Linked DNA regions of Homo sapiens: region 2 is linked to region 1. A link is an interaction called in ENCODE POLR2A ChIA-PET data of the cell type or tissue named here. Cell type or tissue: K562. All regions are shown on one strand. Each heading gives the region's core, and the rest is flanking DNA. Links, peaks and the distances in the headings are about the cores only. Region 1 overlaps LINC01929 (long intergenic non-protein coding RNA 1929). Region 2 has its middle 72 kb from the start of LINC01929.

Region 1 (2,925 bases), core at 207-2,706:
TCTCAAACTAACATTAACATGAGAATGAAATATAAATAATTCTGAATGTAAAGCCTAAGTATAAAACATAGTATAAAAAATGTAAATATAATAAAACTAGGAATAACAACATTGCATTACGTTGATTGTTAAGAGATTGTCACTGGTTTTCTTCAGAAACTTTAGGCAGATTTTCCTCTTCTATACTATTCTTGACAAAGTATAATTTCTTTCAACCAATGGATGAACAACGTCCAATAAAGTGAAACCTTTCTGCAAAAAAAATTATTTTATTCAAGTGATCCTGGTGCTAATGAGATGCATTGTTATTAGGCTTTATTTTTAATATTTTTATATCAATGTTAATGGGCAAGAAAAATGGGGAAAATCTCTTAGGAAAGATCAATATATTTCTAAGTTATTGAAAAGCCTGTAGATTTAAAATGTGCGTAATATATTCCTGCTATACTGGCATGATCTAGGGAGAGGCCCTACTAAACTAAGAATTAAGGGATCTGAAAGCTCATTTCAATCCTGCCTCAGATGTTTTCAGGGAGATGCTTTAGCACATGGTACCTCAGTTCACTCCTCAGAACAAGGAAGCTGTTGATAGCCACACCAAATCCTGCATGCCTCTAGGAAATGAATTAAGAATTCATGTGTGAAATGTTTCTTTGAATTTTATAATGAAATGGCATCTTATAATTGTATGATATGGCAAAGTGAAATCAGGGTGTGGTTATGTTGAAACGTTTCTGTTTCTTTGGCTAAACCAAAGATAAACAAGCAACTTTTTCTGAAAGCAGACTTCCTTGGGGGAAAATCAAATTGTTGCAAATTATAGAAAGGGAGAGAAGACAGGGAGATGGATGGAGAATTTTGAGGAGGGCATAGACCAGACAGGCTCAAAAAGCTCAGTTACCATCCTGTTAAAATATAACCCACAAAATGTTACACCATAGCATTCTTCACAGCCATCTGCTTCTGCCATCAACTTTGATTCCCACAAACAGATTTCAAAAGTTGAATCTGGCCCTCAGTGAGTTTAGGAACATTCAGCAGGACTATCTGTATGTGATCAGAAAATTCACCAACTCTCTATTCCTGTCTCCAGAAACAATCTATCTCTCATCCTTTCCAATTAAGGCATAACATGGTCTTGTAATTCCTTGTAGCTTTTCACATCCTTCACAGGGCCTAGCAGAAAATTTAAATATAGTTTGGACTCCCATCCTTTTCTCTCCATCTCCACTTCCACCCCTGCCCCCAGGCCTACCGTGTCAAGTCATCTTTCCTCAGCTGGATGACTGCGATAGCCTCCTACTGGTTTCCTGTCGTCCACTCTAATCTCTTTCCCACAGCCACAGTGAACTTTGTCCAAAGGAAATCAGATTGTGTACTCCCCTGCTTAAAACCTTCCAATGGTTTTGCATTGCACTCTAAAAAAAAAAAAAATCTAACTCCATATAATAGCTGCCAAGACTTTATATGTCAGTTAGTCATTGCTGCATAACAAACCACCACAAAACTCCATGTCGTAAAACCACAAAAATTATTTATTTTTTATGTATCTGCTTAGCTGATATAGGCTGGACGTGGGCTTATGCACGTATCTTTGGGTTTGGTTGGGGTTCTATTTCACATAATTCTCCTTCTCTTACCCGCAGACCTTATGCTAATAAGCCAGTCTTTTAATGAGGATTTTTTTTTTTTTTTTACAATATTGACAGGCAAGCATGATCTGGGAGTGGATTTACCCACTAGGCATAGAAAGCACAATGACTAGGGCCTGCAACACTTTTAGGAGTCCAGATAATTGCTTTAATTTTACATTATTTTAAAATCAGGAGGAAAACTTGAATACAATATTAATGCATATTTACAAATAAATTCACTAATATATTTGTCTTTATACCAATGCAGTTTTAAAATATATTTTTGAATTTTCTTTATGGAGGAAGTGGCCTGGAAGGTAAAAATGCTGAGGACCACAAAGCTCATAATGCAGCCTTGCACAATCCTAGTTAATCAAACTTGAAGCATAGAAAACTCATTGTTGGTTCTCTGTTCTCTTACTTAAGTAAGTCATGGAACATCATGAAATGTCAATTTCCTCCCTAAAATAACACGGCGGTAACTGGCAAGAGATTCGCCTATCCTTTATAAAAGTAGAGTACCCCAAACACTGGATGATTCCTCCTTATAGTCATTAATTTGCTCTACCCTGGAACTCTTGGCTGGTTTTGCTTATTATGAGAGACACAATTTTAAAACAGTATTGTTCTAGGTCTGTCATTGCCACCATGGGTCATAATATAAAGGAACAATATGGAGAGTTACTTTAGTCCTGTGCAAAGAACAGAGGAAGACTTTATTCTCCAAAGTTTTATACCACTTTCCAGGAGTCTCCTTTACATTTTAATTCTATAAAAGTCCCATTCATATTATCAATTCTATTAGGTTTATAGAAATCTAATGCTGGCCAAACATCATGAGACTCAGAGGGGACGCAAAAATAGAAGTTACTGTTTGAAGAAGAGAAGCAAAACAACTCTTCCTCTGTAAAGATAGTTCAAAAGTAAGAACTTTCTTTATCTTGCATAGTCTTGTCATTCTCACAAGAATAAATGTTCTTAGTGACCATCTATATATATAGTTATTCCATCCATTTTAAAAGAAGCTGTGTAATTTTTTTAGATCACTGTACATAATACATTCCAATGTTAACTGTGTCCTTGTGAAACTCTAAATTAGCTTTATAATCTTTAAAGTATTTTGACATAATTCTTTGCTTTTTTAATGGATAGTTAATTTCCTGTTTCCATGTAACCCTTGATGACTCTGTGAAAGCTTGGATTACTTTTCCTCTCTAGTTCCCAAACCACAAATGGGAAAAACTGCAATCCTGCAGTGGCCACATCACCTACCTAAATATTTTCACAGATT
Region 2 (2,925 bases), core at 311-2,810, 77 kb after region 1:
TTTGTTTCCACCTCTATTATCAATTGCCTTGTATTAGTTTATTTACATATCTGTTTATTCATTAGACAATAAATGCCTACCTTTATTTTTGAATCCTATTTACAGCTGTGCTTGAAAAAATAGCAGATAAATATTTGTTGAACTAATGAATACATGTGAAAAGTAGCAATTACTTCTGACTGCAAAAAATAAGGGGAGGCTTCTGAGAGCATTAGACTTTGAGATGATCTTAATAATTTTTGTTATTACAAAACTTACAAATCCCAGCATTTTGGGCGTCCAAGATAAGAGCATCACATTAGCCCAGGAGTTTGAGACCAACCTGGGCACATAATGAGACCCCATCTCTACAAAAAAATTTAAAAATAAAAATTATCTAGGCATGATGGTGCACACACCTTTAGTACTAGCTACTCCGGAGGCTAAGGTGGGATGATCGCTTAAGTCTAGTAGTTCAAGACCACAGGATCATGACACTGCACTCTAGCCTGGGCAACAAGCAAGACTCTGTCTCAAAAAAAAAAAAAAAAATACTGTCTTTTGGGGAAAAAAATAATTGTACATGTGAAACAATAAACATAAAAACTGATGTATGTGTTTAGGGGAGCTTAATTTGAAATGCATCAAAACTGTGATAGATGAGAGATATGTAGAGGAATGGATGAATATATGATAAAAACAAGTATGGTAAAATTAGTAACATTAATGGTACAGTCTAGGTTGCAGGTCAGGACATGCTTGTTTTATAAATAAAGTTTTATTAGAACATACCTATATGCCCACTCATTTACATACAGTCTATGGTGCATTTGCACTACACTGCTGCATAGCTGCAACAGAGACTATATGTCCAGCAAAGGCTAAAAGATTTACTATTCAACCCTTTAAAGAAAAAGTTTTCTCATATCTGTCCTAAGCAATGGGTATAAGCTGTATAATTCTTTTCACCTTTCTGTATGTTTGAAAATTTTAATAATAAAATGTTAGGGGGAACATTTTAAGAACAATTTAAAGCAGAACGTGATTGAAAAGCAAATTGAACATAAGTAAATGCCAAAGGGCATTTGGACAAGATTAATAGATACTGAAATTAATATTGATCATCTTATGAAAGAGGCAACATGGGAAGGATTGAGTGTTAATAGAATTAGAGAGAAGTGGGAGGTTTTCCAAGAGCAGTGAATAATACAAGTATCACAGGATACATTGGGTGGGTACTTGCTAGTGTTGACTGCACCCAACCCCAACCCCCATTCATCCCACCCATGCTTTCATCTAGACAGCACCATGCAACACAAACACACCCCATCAGTGTGTCAGTAGATCTCCAGTCATCTACACAGGAGATTTGGTTTTGTTTTTCTTGGGAGAGGTGGGAGAAGTTTTAGAGAAGAGAGAAACTGAGAAGGGGAGAAAAGCAGTTTGGGCCATGGTAATGTCTGTATGCCTTAGTTCCTTGGGCTGGTTTTGAGCCCCCCAAGAAGACAGAGTTTGAGAAGCAGAAGCTGCTTTACTGGGTCTGGTGACAGAGTGTGGTACAATTTAGGGAGGAAGGCTGCCTCTATCATCCATTCTGGGAAAAAGAGCATTTGAAGCTTTTTGGAGCATCTTAATCCAGCACATAGAATCAATATTGAGGTTCTCAGGAAGAAACTGGCTGTAGTGAAGATTTTCCAAGTGTGTGGTGGGCAGAAGTGATAGACAAATCAGTGCTCATGAGAACCAAAACTATCTATACCATGGACAGCCTAGACACAGAACAGAAACCATCCCTTACTGTATACAATAATGTGACTTTCTCTCTCTCTGTCTTCATTAGTGTGGCTTTGTTTTTCCAGGAGTCTCCTGCCTGGGCAAATAGTTTGATTGTTGATTAAGAATTTCCTAAAGGGGTCCTGAAAGACCCTTCAACTCTTCAGTGAAAAGTATCATCAGACCACTTACATCCTAAGATTCTTTGAATCCTATGCCTCAAAATCTTCAGCTTGCTATTCCCACCAGAGTCTAGTCGGCTGTATCTTGATCTTTCCGCATTGCTAATTAAGGGGAATTTGAAAGACCCACCTGAAACCAAACTTCTAATTCTCAAAAAATTCCAACCTTCCCTTTCACCTTTGGAGATGCTACCAAAGCTTTATGAGGTGGAGTTCTCCCTTTCCATGGTAAGCAATCAACTCAGCTTTGTCTTATCAGCAGGCTATGTTAGTGATATTTGGGAAGCCAGCTTTCAACTCCAGAGAGAGAATATGAGCAATACAGAGTAGATACCATTGCTACCACTAATGAGTTTATGGGTATCCACAACTTGGTAATTCCCAGGAATGATGGGAGTCACTTTGGGGATGGGGGTAAGACTTCTACTCACGGTTTATGCAGCTATGAAGTTTAGAACTCTCAGTGTAATTTGTGGCCCTCTTACATGAAGATCTTCATTGCCATTAGTATAAATTCCCAACTCTTTAGCACGTTTTATTACCCATATAAAATGTGGCCCTGCTCTCTTCTCAGCTATAATGCTTACGCGGCCTCCTCCCAGTTTTAACACCTAAAGTCTCATGTCCGAGAAAATCCCTAGATCCAGGCAAACTAGGACAGTCAGTCACCTTATTTCTTGTAATCTTGCCATGATTACACACCAAAGGGAGCTCTAGATTCTGACAGCTCATGTTTGGGATCCTCCACTCACCAACAGGGTGACCTTGGGCATGTCACTGAACTCATGTGTCCAGTGCCTTAGTTTACTAATTGGTAAAGTGACACTAAGAGGAGCAACTGTTTCGTGTGGTTGTTGTAAGAATGAAATGAGATACTACTGGTGAAGATCTTTGAATGCTTGGCACATAGCAAATACTTGAGAAATATTAGTTCAAAGAATAATTGGCTAATAATATTTAGAACAATTCTGTCTTGTTTATAACTTTGTTT

Evidence for each region. Peaks named below come from ENCODE experiments on the same cell type or tissue, not always from the same donor. Only the 100,000 strongest peaks of a DNase experiment are listed, where the experiment ranks them.
Region 2: POLR2A ChIA-PET joins it to region 1 with 5 read pairs; 2 of 35 experiments call an interaction of 5 or more read pairs at or near these places.

What each region holds. Positions count from the first base shown.
Region 1 is chr18:55,118,241-55,121,165 of GRCh38, forward strand. All of the region lies in intron 1 of LINC01929 (long intergenic non-protein coding RNA 1929), which reads right to left. Among named protein-coding and RNA genes, the nearest start is that of LINC01929, 4.6 kb to the right of the region's middle. In K562, for the core only: no CTCF peak of the experiment used is centred there; a DNase peak (open chromatin) is centred at 1,291.
Region 2 is chr18:55,195,316-55,198,240 of GRCh38, forward strand. No RefSeq gene overlaps it. Among named protein-coding and RNA genes, the nearest start is that of LINC01929, 72 kb to the left of the region's middle. In K562, for the core only: no CTCF peak of the experiment used is centred there; no DNase peak of the experiment used is centred there.